4 separate regions of the Homo sapiens genome follow, and all the other regions are linked to region 1. A link is a loop called in an ENCODE intact Hi-C map of the cell type or tissue named here. Cell type or tissue: mammary epithelial cell. All regions are shown on one strand. Links, peaks and the distances in the headings refer to the core of each region. The heading gives the core; the rest is flanking DNA. Region 1 has its middle 68 kb from the start of VOPP1-DT. Region 2 overlaps LANCL2 (LanC like glutathione S-transferase 2). Region 3 overlaps ZNF713 (zinc finger protein 713). Region 4 has its middle 140 kb from the start of SEPTIN14.

Region 1 (4,000 bases), core at 1-4,000:
GTAAACACTTGCATTTAATTAATACTTACATTCACTGAATTAACACTATTATCAACTCATCAGTAACATTTTTAGAATCATCTTTTAAGCATGTGCTTATAAACACTTTACAGTGAGCCACGTTCACTCACTGATGTAACAATTTTCAGAACAAAGCTTTTAAAATGCATGGAAAGAGGCTGGGCGCGGTGGCTCACACCTGTAATCCCAGCACTTGGGGAGGCTGAGGCGGGAAGATCACCTGAGGTCAGAAGTTCGAGACTAGCCTGGCCAATATGGTGAAACCCTGTCTCTACTAAAAGTACAAAGAAAATTAGCCGAGCCTGGTGGCATCCACCTGTAGTCCCGGCTACTTGGGAGGCCGAGGCAGGAGAATCACTTGAACCTGGGGGGCACAGGAAGTTGAAGTGAGCCAAGATTGCACCATTGCACTCCTGCCTGGGTGGCAGAGTGAGACTCCATCTCAAAAAATATATATATAAATAAAATAAAATGCGTGGTAAGAAAAATCTTTAAAGAACCATGTTTAAACACTTTATTACATACATTCCAGTTTGATAATACTTGCATTCACTGAATTAACATAGTCACCAACTCATTTTATCAATGACACACTTAGATCATCTTTTAGCCATGTGTCTACTAACTATTCCCTACATAGTATTACATCCACTCACTGAAATAACACTCTTCATTACAAAGCTCTTAAAATGAATAACAAAAGCATCTTTTAAAACATGTTTAAACACATTATTGCATACTTTATAATGTGGTAAGCACTTGCATTCAATGAGTTAACATAGTAACCAACTCATCTAATAAATAACATTATTAGAATTATCTTTAATGTAAGTGTCTACAACCTCACACACATATCCACTTACTAAAAGAACAGTCTTCACAACAAAGATTTTAAGAGGTTTATTTAAAGGTATTCTTTAAATAAACATATTTAAACATTTTATTATATATTTGCAATTGGTAAACACTTGAAATCACTAAATTAATACATTTACAAATTCATTTTTCCAGCAACATCTTAGAAATATCTTTTAAGTATGTGTCTACAAATACCTTACTACATGTTACTCATTTAACACCCTTCACAGTAAAGCTTTCAAAATTCATAAGGGCAGTGACATCACCAAAAAGGCTGAGTAGAAGCAAGCTGGTTTCCACTTCCTGACCCACAGGAAATCTTAAACAAATGCACAGCACCAAGATTATCATCAGCAATATCACAGAACTCAAATATGTGAATAAGATAGTTACTGAAATAATGGAGAAGTGAAAAAATCCATGCAGACATAAAAGAGTAAGACTTTTATATTCCTGACATCCTAGCACAAATCTGCCAGACACCAAGTGTGCAGATAATTTTTCACTATTAAATCTTACTAGACCAAAAAAAAAAAAAAAAAAAAGATGAAGAAGAAGATTAAGGAAGACAACCAGCTTTCCCATCATCTTGGGATTCCAGGCAGAAGACACCCACAAGAAGTATAGCCAGTGCCTTAAGGGAGAAAAACTCCTGAGGACACCCAGAAACAAAGAGATTAGGTTGCAACTAGTATCCCCAGCCTGGGAAATTTAGTTATTTAGCCAAAGGAGATGCCAAATCACAGTGGCTGTTCAGTAACACCATGCTGTAGGAGCTATGTTTCATAGGTTCTCAGACCATAAATCCCTAGCTAGCCTTGCCAAGCTTCCCTGGTATTCCCTTTAGGACTTCCCTCATCTGGCACAAGAAGTGCTCTGAATGGTTGCTAGAGCTGAGGCAAACCTGGGATTAAGGTGCCATCTAGTGCCATAAAGGAGGTAGTGACATAGCAAAAAGGATATTCAAGGTAAATTGCAAACAATCTCTAACACACCCGATAGAAAATTAAACAAGCCAGACAGAGAAGATTCGAATGAATAACTAATCCTTTAATGCAGAGACGTAGATGTACATTCATAAGAAAAAACAGCAAACAAAAAAACCATAATCTTCCCGAGTGGACAAAGCAAGAAGCCACTGGCCAACACTAACTAAACAGTGATAGGTGGGCTCTCTGATCAAGAATCCAAAATAGTATTTTTTTTTTTGAGACAGAGTCTTGCTCTTGTCACCCAGACTGGAGTGCAATGGCACGATCTCGGCTCACTGCAACCTCTGCCTCCCAGGTTCAAGTGATTCTCCTCCCTCAGCCTCCCGAGTAGCTGGGATTACAGGTGCCCGCCACCATACCCTGCTAACTTTTGTATTTTTTTAGTAGAGACGGAGTTTCACCATGTTAGCAAGGCTGGTCTCGAACTCCTGACCTCGTGATCTGCCCGCCTCAGTCTCCCAAAGTGCTGGGATTACAGGCGTGAGCCACTGCACCCAGCCCCAAAGTAGTATTTTTAAGGAAATTCAGTGATATACAAAATAATACAGAAAAGCAATTAAGAAATTTATCAGATAAATTTAAGGAAAAAGATTGAAATGATTTTTTAAAAACATCAAACGGAAATCCTAAAACTAAGAAGTACATCTGCTGAACAAAAATTCATGAGAGGCTCTCAATGGCAGATGCATCAAGCAGAGAAAGAAATCAGTGAGCTTAAAGACAGGCTAATGGAAAATACACAGACGAGATAAAAGAATGAAAAGTAATAAAGCATGCCTATAAGATATAGACAATCACATTGAAATAGTAAATCTAAGAATTACTGGTGTTCAAGAGGAAGCTGAGCAAAAGCAAGGAATGGAAAGTTTATTCAAAGAGGCAGGGTGCAGTGGCTCATGCCTGTAATCCCAGCACTTTGGGAGGCTGAGACAGGTGGATCACTGAAGGTCAGGAGTTCCAGACCAGCCTGACCAACATGGTGAAACCTTGTCTCTATTAAAAATACAAAAATTCACCGGATGTGGTGGTACGCAGCTGTAATCCCAGATACCTGGGAGGCTGAAGCAAAATAATTGCTTGAACTTGGGAGTCAGAGGTTGCAGTGAGCTGAGATCATGCCACTGCATTCCAGCCTGGGTGACAGAGTGAGACTCCTTCTCAGAAAAGAAAAAGGGAAAAAAAGAAAGTCTATTCAAAGAAATAATAACAGAAAACTTTCCAAAACTTGAGAAAGACATAAATCTCCAAGTATAAGAAGGTCAGAGATCACCAGACAGAGTAAAGCCAAATAAGATTACCCTAGGGCATAGGATAATAAAACCCTCAAAGGCCTAAGACAAATAAACTACTAAAAGCAGCAAGGGAAAATAAGTGAATAATATAAAGGAGCTCCAATCTGACTGGCAGCAGACTTCTAAATGGCAACTGTCCAACCCAGGAGAAAGTGGGAGTACATGTAAAGTGCTGAAAGACTAAAATTGTCAACTGTGAATACTGTAACCAGCAAAGCTATCCTTCAAACATGAAGGGGAGATAGTGTTTCTCAGACAAACAAAAGTTAAGAGAATGCATCTCATCAGACCCATCTCACAAGAAATGCCAAAGAAATTTCTTCAGTCTGAAAAGAGAAAAACGCAAATGTGCAAAAAAGAAAACATCTAAAGTTATAAAACTCATTGGTAAAAATAAGCCAACAGACAAACTCAAAATTTTGTAACTGTAGTATGCAGTCCACTTATCACTTTAGTGTGATGACTAAAAGACAAATCTATGAAAAACAAAAGTATCTACAGAAACCTGTTAAGAGAGAAGAAATACAAAGATACATAAAGTGACACAATGAAATTCAAAATGGGGAGAAGATGAAGTGTAGAGCTTTCTTAGTTTATATTATTTTCTTTGTGATCAAAGTCATCACTTTAAGATATTTTTGTAATCTTCATAATCACAGAGCAAAATTTTCTAATAAATACACTGAAAATAAAAAAGCAACAAATTAAAACACAGTACCATAGAAAATTAACCACGAAGAAGAGACAGTGAGAAAGAGAGGAGTTACAAAACAACAAAGATACAAATCACAAAACGACAATAGTACTTATTTATCAGTACTTATTTATCAAAAGAAT
Region 2 (4,000 bases), core at 1-4,000, 210 kb after region 1:
CCAGGCATCTGAGAGCCCCTGCGCCTCAGCCTCTGGGGAGCTGCAGCCTGGGTAAAACAGGATCATAAAGGAGCCCTGCCTCTGACAGGAGACAATGGATGGAATAGCCTTCCAGAAGCGCACTGGCCGGCTCACTCGGGGCTGCGTACTGTGCTGCCTGGACCACCACTTCCTATGCCCACAGCTGTGTACCAGGAAGCAGAGAAGAGGCTGACAGGCACCAGGGACTTGGTCACGCTGGACTTTGACACTGATGTGGAAAAGTCAGGACCTGCTGGCAGCATCTTCTACCACAGGAGGGGTCTTCCTAAATGCGACGGCACCTCCTGATCCAATCCTGCTGCCATGTCCGCCTCCCACAGCACCCCCGGCTCCATGCTTTGAAGCCCGGCTGGCCCACACACACTTCTTTACCCCCCAGCCTGAAACTTCACCTTTTTCGGGTCACACACCGCTTTGAAGCGGTAATGAAAACTGGGAACCCTCTCTCCATGTCAGTAATCATATGCACACAGAATTCTGCATGCAACGTAGTGGGCTCAATGCCTCCTGAGGACCACCAATGGTCCCATCCACATTACACATCCAGTCTCTCACCAGACTATGAGGCTCATGAAAGGTAGAGCCATAGAAGTCGCGGCGCAGAGCCTGGGCGGGAGTGGAGATGGTTTGTAAAGACGTCTTAGGGAACCTGGACTTTAAACTTGGACCATTGTATTTGTAAATTTAGCAAATGAAGCAACAGATGTGAAAACTGCCTAAGCTAAAAAGCAGTTTCAATTCCGACAAATGGCTGTAGGGTCCCTCCCCACCTAGAAGGCTGTGGGGGAGCAGATATGACAGGGCCAGAGGAAGCAGCCCTATATGGTCCGTCCTGCTTTTCTGTTCACTAGCCATGTGCTCATGGTCATGTCGCAGGGCCTTCCTGGGTTTCCGTGGCTTTCCTTCTGCATCGAGCACCCAGGGGAAGAGGGAGTGGGTGCAACTTAGCACCATGAGCAGCACCTGAGTCTGACCCGACTGTCCCACACGCGGGCTGTGAGATGCTGGGCAAGTCTGGCACTGTCTCGTCTGTGAGAAAGTGTTAATTACAACAGTCCCCCTTCCCAGTGCTGCTGTGAAAACAAAGGGCCCATCACAAGGAGGGAGCTTGATAGATGTGGCTCTTCTGACCCAGGGTTCCAAAGGTCTTGTTGTTGGAATCAAAAAGAATGTACTTATAGATAGAAACCTGCAACTAGGGCTGAGCGCAGTGGCTCACGCCTGTAATACCAGCACTTTGGGAGGCTGAGGCGGGTGGATCTCCTGAGGTCAGGAGTTCGAGGCCAACCTGGCTGATACGGTGAAACCCCATCTCTACTAAAAATACAAAATTAGCCAAGCATGGTGGCTCGCGCCTATAATCCCAGGTACTCGGGAGGCTGAGGCAGGAGAATCGCTTGAACCTGGGAGGTGGAGGTTGCAGTGAGCCAAGATTGCGCCATTGCACTCCAGCCTGGGAAACAAGAGTGAAACTCAGTCTCAAAAAAAAAAAAAAAAAAGAAAGAAAAAGAAACCTGCAACTAGAACATCATAAGGCGAGCAACTGCCACTTTTTTTTTTTTGAGATGGAGTCTCCTTCTGTCACCAGGCTGGAGTGCAGTGTTGTGATCTCAGCTCAGTGCAACCTCCAACCTCCACCTCCCCAGTTCACGCGATTCTCCTGCCTCAGCCTCCCGAGTAGCTGGGACTACAGTGTCCGCCACCACGCCCAGCTAATTTTTATATTTTTAGTAGAGATGGGGTTGCACCATGTTGGCCAGTATGGTCTCATCATCCGCCCAACTCGGCCTCCCAAAGTGCTGGGATTACAGGCATGAACCACCATGCCCAGCCGCAACTGCCGCATTTTTAAGTGAAGAATCCAACCTTCGGAACAGTCGCCATTGCTCCTAACCAATGTCACTCTCAAACACGGAGAAATGAAAACGAATGACGATTCCATAGGTCATCACCACAGAACTGGCTTTTACTAACAAAACCAAAGAACCTCAAACACTTTTTGTGGACTTCAAATTCTTTCCTTCAGATTTTAAAATGACATTATGCATGTACATATTTTTAAAATTTAGACACATTTTAGAGAACACAATTGTGAATACAAATCTAAGAAATGAATGAGATGTACTGAAATCTGATTCAAACACTTATCTTAAACTGACTTCTGTCAATCCTCTGTCCTGTGAAGTAAGTCCCGTTTCTCCTTTGCCTGGAGGGACCGAGCTGGAATTACTGTCACATGTTACAGACATGAGGCAGGGGTTAATGCAGAACCACGGAACAGCACCTCTGATGACATCTAGTGGATAAGTAGGAAGGTGTCAACCCAGGTGGCTTTTAAAAAAATCTGTAAATAAAATCTCCTCCTTTATTCCACAGATTTTAATCTTTCCCTCAGTGTGTTAGAAAGACTAATAGTGTTTTTCAAACGTGTGTGGATGGACTCACCTGGGGAGACACCCGCATCCTAGGCCACCTTTGTGGCTGCTCTGCAGACACCTGGCTGCACCCGCTGCCTCCTCGTCTGAGAGGGGCTGCCCTGGAGAGCACCGTGCTGGCTGTGTTGCCTACTGGCTTCCCTTGAGAAATGGGGAGGCAGGACCTCTACTGAGTGCTGTGATGTGTTATGTTTTGATGTGGTGGGTGGGGAGGATGGGAACAATGTTATTTGGATGAGATTGGACATCGTGTGAGGTCTTCAGCAAAGCAGCTACCCTCAGCTCATTGACGACAGCATCCTGCCTGCAGGTGTGGGCTGCTGGACTGCCTGCAAAGCCCATCAACAGGCCCTGGAGGCCAGGTAAAATAGGATCAGGATGATTTCTATTCACAGAAGTCATCAATCTAACATGAAAGAAAATAATGACTCAGGAGCAAGGGTGTCTGCAGCAAACAGACTCTCCAGGCATCGTTTAGAAGCTGAATGTCACACATTTCGGGTGCCAGCCCCACACATAACCACACAAGTAAAAAGGAAGCTTTTCTCCTAAACTGACATTCTTTTTTCTCTTTTCTGAGAGGTGTGGACACTGGGGCTGGGAAATGCTCAGGCCTCCCCCTGCAGACAAGGACTGGGCTGTTAAGAGAGGCCTCTTGTCTTTCATGACACAAGCCTTAGCTCACAAGACGAGAAGTACCTAGTCCCAGACCACCTCTTCCATGATGACAGAAACCCTTCTAAAAACTGAAATCTATGTGATAGAATTAATGAAGGTAGGCTAACCCAAATTACTGCTCACATTTTTTCAAATAAAAGTCACACAAATACCATAATGTTGTTGGTTAGAACATTATGTTTCTCATATCTATAAATAAGGGCTAGTACTTTTTATCACCCAAAAGTAGACAAAAAATAGGAAATGCATTCATTCCAAATTTAGATTTTGATAACTTTCCAAAAGGTTGAAGTAAGTTTAATTGCAGGGACATGAGTCCAGTTGAGTGTCTTTCTGTTAATCTGCAATAACCCATCTGGAACTGTATTTACTTTTCTTAGAACAGTAACTTATAATGTTGATAAACTGAGGTGGAGCCTGTTTTAGTAACATATACCTGGGTAAATGTTCTGGAACTGCCAGTGCTTAGTCACTGCTGCCTACAGTGTGGCCATCAAAGGCTTCTTGGGAAAGCTCCCTTTGGGTCCAGAAGTCTCCCCAACAAAGCTCCAGCTGCCCTGGACTCTACACAAAGCACCTGAAGCCTCTGCTGGGAATGGGGCCCTGACAGAGCTGCAATGCACTCTGAGGCTTCTTTAAAACACGAAGGTGAGTGTAAAATCCAAACGGGAAGCGTTCAGCTGTGCACTCCCAAACCACCCCAGCACGCCCCTGCAGAACTGCTGGTCCTGTCCGTCCTTGGAGTGGTCGCTCCCTCATTCTCATCTGGAAGGTGCCACAGAAAAGGCTGACAATGTATTATCACTAGGATAGACCCTAGATAATCTTTCTGATATACAAGATAG
Region 3 (4,000 bases), core at 1-4,000, 260 kb before region 1:
AGTGGGAGCTAAACAATGGGTGCATGTAGACATACAGAGGGGAACAACAGACACTGGAGACTCCAAAAGGAGGGAGGGTGGGACAAGGGTTAGGGTTGAAAGATTACCTACTAGGTGCAATGTTCACTATTAGAGTGATGCATACATCAGAAACCCAGACCACATTGCTACGCAACATGTCTATGTAACAAACCTGCACGTGGAATACCATGCAGCCACAAAAAAGAATGAAATCATGTCTTCTGCAGAAACATGAACGAACTAACTTCAGGATGAAGCCCTTTAATGAATACAGGACAAAGAAAGTATCTGCAGTTTCCAGGGCCTAATATTTAAATACATGAAAGGCAGGCACAACTGGAAGGCAGTGCACCTAGATATTTAAAAATCAAAAATCTCACTTTTATATTTAATCCCCAGTGCCCCAAAAGAAGGAAACACCATAATACCAGGCTATGCAATGCGTCCACAGTGCTCCTTCTACAAAAGCTTTCAAAAAGGCCAATGAAGTTTTACATTTTTCTCAGCAAAAATGCCAACATAGGAAGCAAACAGGGAAGGAACACATTTAAAAAGGGACTTCAGCTGGCTAAAAAAATTCCCAGAAACAGGATCTAAAAGAGAAAAAAGTGGAGAGGCCTTCCTTGCTCCAGAAAACGTTATAACCTAAATATAGGCTTTTAATTAAGCTGATTTCTGACCACAGAGCTGTAACATAAAAAGTCTTTCCAAATTTCTTATCAGATTTCAGCTGGGACAAACCTAAAGTAGGTCTCCTCTTCAGGTTGTCTGGTTCTAAAACCAGCTTTTCCCCCTTAATTGTGTATGCAAATGAATTACTTTACATTTCAAAGGATCCCATTTTTGGCTACTGCTGCTTACGACCACCATGTGTTAGGTGGGTCCACTTTCCTAGATATTTACGAGAGGACGCCCCATAAGTGTCATACACAAACCCAGCTGGTGATGGTCACAAATGAAAAACCAAGCCCCAATTCCCAAAAATAAAACACAGCTGCAATCTTAAAAGCATGCTGTATAAAATGAGACCATAGGTGCCACACTGCCAATCCCTTACCCTAACCTCCCGTCCTGAGGCAGAAGCAGAAAAACCTTGACCTGAACTTTCCGCTGTGACAGAGGCAGAAAAAAAAAGGCAGTTCTCTGCAGATATCTTGACCTGAATCTCCTGTGCAAAGACAGAGATTGAAGCCCTCACTCTTAAGGAAAAGGGAAGGTTTGAAAAACAGCCCAAATAATGTCTACACCTTCACCCAAATAATGGGAGGTCTGAATTCAGGAGAACTTACCCAAAACACCTGATGGGATTGCTGAGGATGGGGAGTTCATGCTGGTGCCAAGCGCCACTTTCAAAGAGCAACACCAGTGGTGAGTGAGAGTCACTCAATCCTGCCTCCTTAGGCCAGGTATGTTGACCTAAAAGGAAGAAGTTGAGGCAAAGTTAATCTAAGCGGAGAGCTTATTTGGGCCAAGCTTGAGGACTGCAACTTGGGAGCATAGATTCAAGTTGCCATGAAAATACACTCTGATTAACAGCAGTTATAAGTGGATTTTTTTTTTTTTTTTTGAGTCAGAGTCTCGCACTGTCGCCTGGGCTGGAATGCAGTGGTGCGATCTCAGCTCACTGCAACCTCTGCCTCCCAGGTTCAAGTGATTTTTCTGCCTCAGCCTCCCAAATAGCTGGGACTACAGGCGTGTACCACCACACCTAGCTAATTTTTGTATTTTTAGTAGAGACGGGGTTTCATCATGTTGGCCAGGATGGTCTCGAACTCCTGATGTGGTGATGCGCCCGTCTCGGTCTCCCAAAGTGCTGGGATTACAGGCATGAGCCACCGCGCCCAGCCATAAGTGGATTTTTAAAGGAAAATAAGGAGCAGTTCCTGAGCTGTTTACCAAAAATCTACATCAAAATCACATAAGGTATTGATTGGCTATACATTATTCTTTGTATCATAAATTCCAGGAACGTGAAGATAATGGGTCAGTCTGGAACAAAATGACTCTAAACATGTGCGCCCTGCAATGGGTGCAGTGGGGTGATGTTCTGCACCCAGGGTGCAGAACAGCTCAGACTGATCCATTTTTCTTTTCAGTACAAACTGAAGAGGGCTCCAGAGATTACCTAATTGTAGTTTTCCCAAAGTGTGCTAAATTAGTATTTTATGTCTGTTACACTGGTTCCAGAACCCCCATGGATACCAAAATCCATGCCTAAGGAATACCAGTGAAGCTCACTGCCTGTGTAGTGGTTCTGTCTGAGCTGTGCATTAGACACACTAGTGTAGTAATGAGTCTAATGTAGTGATTTTAAAATACACAGATATAAATACATAGACATCCAGGTTCCACCAGAGAGCTCCTAGGTCAGAATCTGAGAGGTGAAAATCTGCCATCTACATATTTTTTAAATGCCCCACAAGTGATTTTGATCCGAGCCAGAGTTCGGAACAACTACTGGAACCTTTCATTTCCTTGACTTCTTCAACCTCAATGTTTTTCACTATCTTTCTACTTCAGTCACCCACTTCGGAGGCCACGCCCCTTCTGAAATCTTTCTTACCTTAGAAAACACTAGACAGTGGGATCTAGACTGGATAGGGAAGAAAGTGAAGAGAAGAGTGGCTTAAAAGGAAAGAAATTAGGCTGGGCATGGTGGCTCACACCTGTAATCCAGCACTTTGGGAGGATGAGGTGGGTGGATCATTGAGGTCAGGAGTTCGAGACCAGCCTGATCAACATGGTGAAACCCCGTCCCTACTAAAAGTACAAAAATTAGCCGGGTGTGGTGGTGCATGCCTGTAATCCCAGCTACTTGGGAGGCTGAGGCACAAGAAATGCTTGAGCCGAGGGGGTGGAGATTGCAGTGAGCAGAGATCAAGCCACTGCACTCCAGCCTGGGTGACAGAGTGAGACCGTCTCAAAATAATAATAATTTAATGTCTCTCCAACATTAAAAACTCTCACTGGCCACACACCCCTTTTGCAACTACCATCCTCTCTTTTTTTCAAGGCCACAACTCTTCAAAAAATTGTCAATACTTTCTCTACTTCCTCATCGCCCATTTCTCAGTTCTCTATAGTCTGGCTTTTGTTCTGCCCTCAGTACTCTGCTGAAACTGCTCTGGTTATGACCACCAAAAACCTTTATGTTGTTGTTCATGCAATGGACCTCATTACTTTTTTTTTTTTTTTTTTTTTTTTTAAAGATACAGTCTGGCTCTGTTGTCCTGGCTAGGGTGCAGTGGTGTGATCTTAGCTCACTGCAACCTCTGCCTCCTGGACCCAAGCTGTCCTCCCACTTCAGCCTCCCAAGTAGCTGGGAATTACAGGTGTACACTACCATGCCTGGCTAATTTTTGTATTTTTAGTAGAAGTGAGGTTTCACCACGTTGCCGAGGCTGGTTTCAAACTCCTTAGCTCAAGTGATCCACCCGCCTCGGCCTGGTGCTGGGATTGCAGGTGTGAGCCATCAGGCCTGGCCTGACCTCATTACTTCTTCCAAGACAGTATCTGATACGGGTGACTGGTGACTGGTGACTCTTGCTTTACTTCCACCGTCTCTCTCAGGGAGCTGTGATCTAGTCTCTTTTTCCTTTGCCTGCCTTTTATGTGTTGCTGCTTCTTAGGTTTTCCCAAGATCTACTCTTTTTCCTCTGTAGTTGACTTACAGGGATCTTAAAAAGACAAAAACCTGATCATATCAGTCCCACACTTAAAATTATTCAGGGCATCCTGCCACTCTTAGGTTGGAGTAGAAAGCCATAAAGAATCCTACGACTGACTGCTTTCTGCTCTCTGCAGTTACTCTCCTGTTTGCTCGAGGCTTCATTCACACGGACCTGCTGTTAGGTGCTGAAACGTGCCATGTGCCCTCCATCCACCCCCATGATATCTACTCCTTTTTCAGGTCTCAGGGAAGATTTTGACATCACAGACCAGGTGAGGTTGCTCATTTACATCTTCCTTTTCCAGGTAG
Region 4 (7,758 bases), core at 1,542-5,541, 82 kb before region 1:
TAGTCTAGTATGCTTCTTCCCCATCCCTACCACTTACAGCCTAGGCTATTACAACATAGTGCGATAAGTACAGTAAGACAGTAGCACACACTCTGTCTCTCATAGAGTTCACACACAGTCCTTACCATGTGCCTTCACATATGTTAACTCATTTAATCTTAGAATAATTTGTTTAACTTCACAAGACAGTGAGGTAGGTACCTCATTACAAATGAAGAAACTGAGGCTCAGAAAGTTCAAATGATTTGCCCAAGGAACATAACTACTAAGTGGTTGAGTGGAGATTTGAACCCAGGTAGTTCATGGCCATAATCTATGGTCTGTAGTCCACCCATGTATATGATAGAAGAAAGGTAAGTAGCTATGAAAGCACAGAGAAGGTTTAACTATATGTTTTTGTGTCTGTGTGTGGGGGAGGTTAGGATGGAATCCTGGGATGGCAGGGATAAGACCCAAGGATGACGAAAATTCACTGGGGAGGAGCTCAGGGGTGTGTCTGCAGACCCCCAGGTCCAGGCTTGTCTTTTGATAAATATTATTATGTGCCTACCACATACCTTTTTGGGTATACAGAGTTCTAGATGCTCTAGCACAGTAGTGTTTAAACTACATATACTTCTGAATCATGTAGAGAGCTTGTTTTACAGTTTCCGATTCAGTAGCTCTGGGATAGGGCCTAGGAATTTGCTTTTCTGACAAGTTCCCAGCTGATGCTACTGGTCTGAGGACCACACTTTGACAACCATTGCTCTAAAACAGGGGTACTGAAATGGGATATCAATTTACAAAAATAAATAAATAGTAAATAAATAAATAAAACAGGGGTCCCTAACCCCTGAGCCATGGACCTGTTGTGGTCTGTGGCCTGTTAGGAACCGGGCTGCACAGCCGGAGGTGAGCAGCAGGTGAGCAAGCAAAGCTTCATCTGTATTTACAGTGTCTCCGCATTGCTCACATCACTGCTTGAGCTCGGCCTCCTGTCAGATCAGCAGGGGCATTAGATTCTCATAGGCACATGAACCCTATTGTGTACTGCACATGGGAGGGATCTAGGTTATGTGCTCCTTATGAGAATCTAATGCGTGATGATCTGTCACTGTCTCCCATCACCCCTAGATGGGACCACCTGGTTGCAGGAAAACAAGCTCAGGGCTCCCACTGATTCTACGTTATGGTGAGTTGTATAATTATTTCATTATATATTACGGTGTAATAATAATGGAAATAAAGTGCACAATAAATTTAATGTATCTGAATAATCCCAAAACCATCCCCCCACCCCGGTCACGGAAAAAGTGAATTCCTTTCATGAAACTGGTCCTTGGGGCCAAAAAGGTTGGGGACCACTGCTCTAAAAGAATCACAGACTCGGCCAGGCACGGTGGCTCATGCCTGTAATCCCAGCACTTTGGGAGGCCAAGGCGGGCAGATCACCTGAGGGAGTTGGAGACCAGCCTGACCAACATGGAGAAACCCCGTCTCTACTAAAAATACAAAAAATTAGCCGGGTGTGGTGGCGCATGCCTGTAATCCCAGCTACTCGGGAGGCTGAGGCAGGAGAATCGCTTGAACCTGGGAGGTGGAGGTTGCGGTGAGTCGAGATCGCGCCATTGCACTACAGCCTGGGCAACGAGAGCTAAACTCCGTCTCAAAAACTACCTAACTAAATAAAAGAATCATGAACTCAATAATAGGGGTCAACTTCATTTTGTATATTCATTCATTTATTCATTCTTTTTTTTTTTTTTTGAGACAGCGTCTCACTTTGTTGCCCAGGCTGGTGTGCAGTGATGCAGTCTCACATCACTGCAGCCTCTGCTTCCTGGGTTCAAGCAATTCTTGTGCCTCAGCCCCCTGAGTAGCTGGGATTACAGGTCTGCAACACCACACCTGGCTAATTTTTGTATGTTTAGTAGAGATGGGGTTTCGCCACCTTGGCCAGGCTGGAATTCATTTATTCATCCAACAGGTATTTACTGAGTACCAACTCTTGCAGGTGCCAAGGATGTAACAGTGAATAAAACAGAAATCTCTGCCCTCATGGAGCTTACATACTAGTGAGAGGACAGGCGTACTCTTAAGTTATATGGTAAAGTAGAAGTTGGTGAGGACTATGGAGAAAAAGCAGTAGGAGTGAGGGTTGGGAGGGTGGGGCGACAGGCCCAGAAAGGTGAGAGGACAGTGGCCACCCAGCTAATATAACTGACCTTCAGATTCTGGACTGGGGAGCTCTCATGCCTCACACAAAGCAGCCAGCATGCAGTGAGTGCCTTGTGAGTATTATGCACAGATACCTCTACCCGTTCCAGGGAGGGAAGGATTTCTTCTTGCTGAAGCCATATGAAAGGCTTTGAGGAGGAGCTGATGCTTGAGTTGGGCCTTGAGCATGGATGGGATTTCATTCCTTGAAGTGGGGAGTGTGTTTAAGAGAGTGGATGGGGTGGACCAGAGTCTGGGCCTGAGTAGTGCATGCTCAAGGAACAGTGAGAGGCTCCAATATTTGGGTCAGGAGGCAGAGGACCTGGCACTGGAAGGGTGTGGGAGAACCAGTCCTTGGGAGGCCTGGGTGGCTGAGCTAGGTGTTGTGGACTTTGGTATTTTTTTTTTTTCATCCCATGGATTCAAGTTGCCCTGAATATATGCTTCTGTTCAGAATCTTGTGAAGGGAAGGTTTTTGTTCAGAGGAGTAAGGGGATTGAGGTGCTCAGTGGACGGACTGATAGTGTAAGCAGAAATTCTAGAGATCAGCCTCATTGGGGCTTCATTTTACACAGGCATTCATCCAGCTTCTAACATTCCAGGTACTGGGATACAGCAGAGGATAAAGCTGACAAAAGTCCCTGCCCTCAAGTCAGGGTTGGGGTGAACACAAGCCCGTCCTGCAGACTTAAGCAGAAAAGAGTGGGAATTTGTTGGAAGGATCTCCAATTCCTTGTGAGGGTCCAGAATCATGGTCTGAGGTGACTTTCTGCCTCTCCCCAAGGGGTTGCAAACGGGGCTTCATTCTCTCCCACTAGAAAAAGAGTGCTCCAATAAGCTCCCCATGCTGCACACATGACCTCTGGGATCCAGCACCAACGCCGACAAACTGGACTTTCTCACTTCTAGGTTTCCAGGAAATAATCTGATGGGTCCTGCTTGGGGCAGGTGTCCACCCTATTGGGTGTTAAGTCACATGGTCCTAAGTGGGGGCCCAGGCTCACCCTTTCAGCAGGACTGGTCCTCAGGGAAGAGCCAGTGGGCTGGGCAGCAGCCAGGATGGAGTCAGGGGGGCCTGACAGGGGCAGTGGTGTCAGAGCGACTGGCCAGGTCAGGACATGCTAACTTAGGAGTTGTTTAGAGTGTGACTCCACATCGCAGCTCTTTTTATGGAGAAGGGGAGTGCTGAAACGGAGGCTGCTACCGTGCATTAGCCCTGTGCGTTTCTGCTAACTAGGGGAAGATCCTAGCTGCTTCTCACTGCGGTCTCCTGAGGCCATTGGCAGCTGGCCAAGCACCCCTGGTGAAGACTTCTTAGCGGGGCCTTGAATTTTCATTTGTGGGTCATTGCCAGCAATTACACATTTATATTAACAATTTAATTTGGCTGTATGGTATTTTACTGGGCTAAGCCCTGTGAAAAATGGGAATCATCTATAGGGATCTGACATTTTAACTTGTGCAGTTGCTTAAAAACAAAAATCCATAACAGCAATGGATTTTGCTTTGCTTTGCAAAGTTTTTCATTTAATGATATTTTAATGGGTCAAAGCCCATCCAAGCCAACAGCTCATGTTTCAGGGTCTGATTCTCTGAGGAGCTATGAATGGAGGCGTTCTCTCTCATTTCTTCTCTGTTCCCTTTTGCTCCCTCTCTCCTCCCTCACCTCCTCTAACCTTCCTCCTCTGCAGCGTTCTCACACTTTCCCATCTGGGTAGTTTGCCGGTTCATTAACTGCTTTTCTTTTCTCCCTGGCATGTCTCATTAGCTACTGGTAGAGATGGCTGTTTGAGGGAAATAGTCTTAGGCAAAGGGTCCAGAAAGCCCAGAGTCCCCTTTGGGAGTGAATGTGTGCAGAGGGAGGTGGGAGGCAGAAAAGCCAAACTCTGCCTCCCTGCTTTCAAGTCTGCAGTAAGATCAGTCTCAGTGGTGAAACTCAGCCAGCAGAGGGGGTGAGTCTCAGCTGGGAGCTAGGCGGCCAGTGGGGAGGTGAGTTTCAGTCCCATTCGTGAAGGGTGGTGGCAGGACCACAGTCCAAACGTCAAGCAGGTCCCCTGTGAGTCAGCCATCTGAGTTGGCCCAAGCGAGACAGGACCAACTTTGAGGGCCCCAAAGGGTAGTTCCCGTGCCCAGTGGACTTGTTCTTCCTTACTTTGCCTCCCTTCTGTTATGGGTTCTCAAAATATGGCAGTCTTTTTTTTTTATTTCTTTCTTTTTGAGACAGGGTCTCACTCTGTTTCCCAGGCTGGAGTGCAGTGGTGCTCACTGCAACCTCTGCCTCCTGGGTTCAAGCAATTCTCATGCCTCAGCCACCCGAGTAGCTAGGATCACAGGTGTGTGCTACCACACCTGGCTAATTTTTGTATTTTTGGTGGAGACAAGGTTTTGCCATGTTGCCCAGGCTGGTCTTGAACTCCTGAGCTCAAGTGATCCACCCACCTGGGCCTCCCAAACTGCTGGGATTACCGCTTGAGCCACCATGCCCAGCCTGTCATTTGTCCTTTTAAAAGCTCGTTCTTATTGCAGATTTAAACCTACATTTAGAAGCCCCATTCTGCCTTAAGAATATAGCCATGGGGGCCAGGCACGGTGGCTCATGCCTGTGATCCCGGCACTTTGGGAGGCCGAGGCAGGTGGATCATGAGGTCAGGAGTTCAAGTCAGCCTGACCAACATGGTGAAACCCCATCTCTACTAAAATTACAAAAATTAGCTGGGCGTGGTGACATGCACCTGTAATCCCAGCTACTCAGGAGGCTGAGACAGGAGAATTGCTTGAACCGGGGAGATGGAGGTTGCAGTGAACCGAGATTGCACCACTGCACTCCAGCCTGGGCGACAGAGCGAGACTCCATCTAAAAAAAAAAAAAAATATATATATATATATATTTATATATATGTATATATATATACATATATATATTTATATATATATGTATATATATATACATATATATATTTATATATATGTATATATATATACATATATATATTTATATATATATGTATATATATGTGTATATATATACATATATATATAGCCCTGGGGGGCTGGGCGAGGTGGCTCATGCTTCTAATCCCAGCACTTTGGGAGGCCAAGGCAGGTGGATCACCTGAGGTCAGGAGTTCAAGACCAGCCTGGACAACATGGTGAAACCGAATCTTTACTAAAAATACAAAAATTAGCTGGGCGTGGTAGTGTGTGCCTGTAATCCCAGCTTCTAGGGAGGCTGAGGCAGGAGAATTGCTTGAACATGAGAGGCAGAGGTTGCAGTGAGCCAAGATCGTGCCACTGCACTCCAGCCTTGGTGACAGTGAGACGCCATCTCAAAAAAAAAAAAAAAAGAATATAGCCATGAGGATAGTTATTTATCTCAAGTAATGTGTTGCCAATATAATGTGAGCTTTTGTGTAGGCAGTTTAGTGTGTTGACTATGATGTCTCTTGTCTTAGTGGTCCTTGGGTTAATAATTTTAAAGAGCATCATCAGAGGGTGCTACAGACAACTTTCCCATCACTCCCCTGGGGCAGTGATGGAAGGGGACAAAAACAAGCTGGTGGAGAGGAAAGGAGGGTGTTGGATGTGCTAGGTGGTTTCCATTTGCCTTTCTAGGTCCACCCTTCACCTGTTCCATTTGCTTTTTGCTCTGGGAGGCTGACATGTATGGACTACATGTGCATAGTATGGGTTACATTAATGACCCTTTGTCTTCTGGCTTTGGTTGGGTTCAGCCATTGGGACATTGTGATAAGCCATTCCTGCATCACTGGAGAGAAATACCCAAGGCTGGGTAATTTATAAGAAAAGAGGTTTAATTGGCTCACAGTTCTGCAGGCTGTACAGGAAGCATTGCATGCTGTCGTCAGCTTCTGGTGAGGACCTCAGGAGATTTATAGTCATGGTGGAAGGGAAAAGGGGAGCAGACATCTCACATGGCAAGAGCAGGAGCAAGAGAGAGAGGGTGGGAGGTGCCACACACTTTTAAACAAGCAGATCTCTGAACTCATTCATCACCGAGGGGATGGCGCTAAGCCCTCCCACCAGGCCCCACCTCCAACACTGGGGATTACATTTCAACATGAGATTTGGCATGGACACAGATCCAAACCCTATCAGGCATCAGATGTTCAAAGCGAGGGAAGAGAGTGAGGTGAAGGTATGTATTCCTCTGGCTTCCTGTCTGTAGGGTCACCATGGATTGTGGCCCTAAACTAAAGGGCCCAGTTCTGTCAGGTAGCCCCTAGCTGCCCTCTCTGTCTCTGTCATTCAAGCTCAGGTGTGATAGCAGCATTCCCCACCCAGCCACAGAGGTACTATCCCTTGTGTTTTGCTGTGTTCTGTACACACCTTTGCACACACCCACTCTGTTATTACTTTAAAAAAACCATCAAATTTACCATTGTAACCACTTTGAACTGTATAATAGTGTTAGCTATATTCACACTGTTGTGCAATATATCTCTAGAATTTTTCCATCCTGCAAAATTGAAACTTTATGCCCACTGAACAACTTCTCTTCATTTTTCCCTCTTCCTTGTCCGCTGATAACAACATTCCACTTTCTGTTTCTATGAGTTTAACTACTTTAGATACCTCATATAATTCGTGGAATCATGCAGTATTTGTCTTTCTGTGACTGGCTTATTTCACTTTACGTAATGTCCTCAAGGTTCATCCATATTGTAGCATGTGATAGGATTTCCTTCCTTTTTAAGGCGGAATAATATTTCATTGTGTGTGTATACCACATATTTTTTATCCATTTATTTGTCTATGGACATTTAGATTGCTTCTAGCTTTTGGCTATTGTAAATCGTGCTGAGTTGAACATGTGTGTGCAAATATCTGAGTTGTTGTGGTTTTGTTTTTGTTTTAGTTTAGACAGAGTGGTTTTTTTGTTTTGTTTTGTTTTTTGGGATAGAGTGTCGCTCTTAGTGCCTGGGCTGGAGTACAGTAGTGCGATCTCAGCTCATCGCAACCTCCGCCTCCCAGGTTCAAGTGATTCTCCTGCCTCAGCCTCCTGAGTAGCTGGGATTACAGGCACCCAGCACTATGCCCAGCTGATTTTTGTATTTTTAGTAGAGACAGGGTTTCTCCGTGTTGGTCAGGCTGGTTTCTAACTCCCGACCTCAGGTGATCCGCCCGCCTCAGCCTCCCAAAGTGTTGGGATTACAGGCGTGAGCCACCGCGCCCGGCTTAGACAGAGTCTTTTGTTCTGTTGCCCAGGGTCGAGTGCAGTGGCATGATCACAGCTTACTGCAGCCTTGACCTCCTGAGCTCAAGTGATCCTCTCACTTCAACCTCCCGAGTACCTGGGACTACAGTACCTGTGCACCACCACACATGGCTAATTTTTGTGTTTTTGTAAAGATGGTGTTTCACCAGGTTGCCTAGGCTGGTCTTGAACTCTTGGACTCAAGCTTCAACCTTGGATTACAGGCATGAGCCACTGCGTTCGGCCTGATTCTGTTTTCAGTTCTTTTGGGTATACACCAAGAGATAGGATTGCTAGATCATACAGTACTTCTATTTTTAATTTTTTGAGGAGCCTACAGACCA

The links. A loop is a pair of places that touch in the nucleus more often than their neighbours do. Peaks named below come from ENCODE experiments on the same cell type or tissue, not always from the same donor. Only the 100,000 strongest peaks of a DNase experiment are listed, where the experiment ranks them.
Region 2: it touches region 1 in a loop (10-fold over the local background); 2 of 110 quality-filtered maps call a loop at or near these places.
Region 3: it touches region 1 in a loop (16-fold over the local background); 2 of 110 quality-filtered maps call a loop at or near these places.
Region 4: a loop joins it to region 1, with 8 times the contacts of the local background. A loop is called at or near these places in 19 of 110 quality-filtered maps.

Annotation. Positions count from the first base shown.
Region 1 is chr7:55,639,178-55,643,177 of GRCh38, reverse strand. No RefSeq gene overlaps it. Among named protein-coding and RNA genes, the nearest start is that of VOPP1-DT, 68 kb to the right of the region's middle. In mammary epithelial cell, for the core only: a CTCF peak has its summit at 1,806 (motif pointing left); DNase peaks (open chromatin) are centred at 1,147 and 1,747; H3K27ac peaks cover 1,553 bases.
Region 2 is chr7:55,431,721-55,435,720 of GRCh38, reverse strand. LANCL2 (LanC like glutathione S-transferase 2) reads right to left here. Exons shown (of 9, transcript NM_018697.4): 9 at 1,984-4,000. It also overlaps a transcript of VOPP1 not described here. Among named protein-coding and RNA genes, the nearest start is that of LANCL2, 68 kb to the right of the region's middle. RefSeq lists enhancers at 2,258-2,337, 2,368-2,417. In mammary epithelial cell, for the core only: a CTCF peak has its summit at 2,333 (motif pointing left); no DNase peak of the experiment used is centred there.
Region 3 is chr7:55,903,690-55,907,689 of GRCh38, reverse strand. It overlaps ZNF713 (zinc finger protein 713), which reads right to left. Exons shown (of 7, transcript NM_182633.3): 2 at 1,311-1,437. Among named protein-coding and RNA genes, the nearest start is that of ZNF713, 18 kb to the right of the region's middle. In mammary epithelial cell, for the core only: no CTCF peak of the experiment used is centred there; no DNase peak of the experiment used is centred there.
Region 4 is chr7:55,719,437-55,727,194 of GRCh38, reverse strand. No RefSeq gene overlaps it. Among named protein-coding and RNA genes, the nearest start is that of SEPTIN14, 140 kb to the left of the region's middle. In mammary epithelial cell, for the core only: no CTCF peak of the experiment used is centred there; no DNase peak of the experiment used is centred there.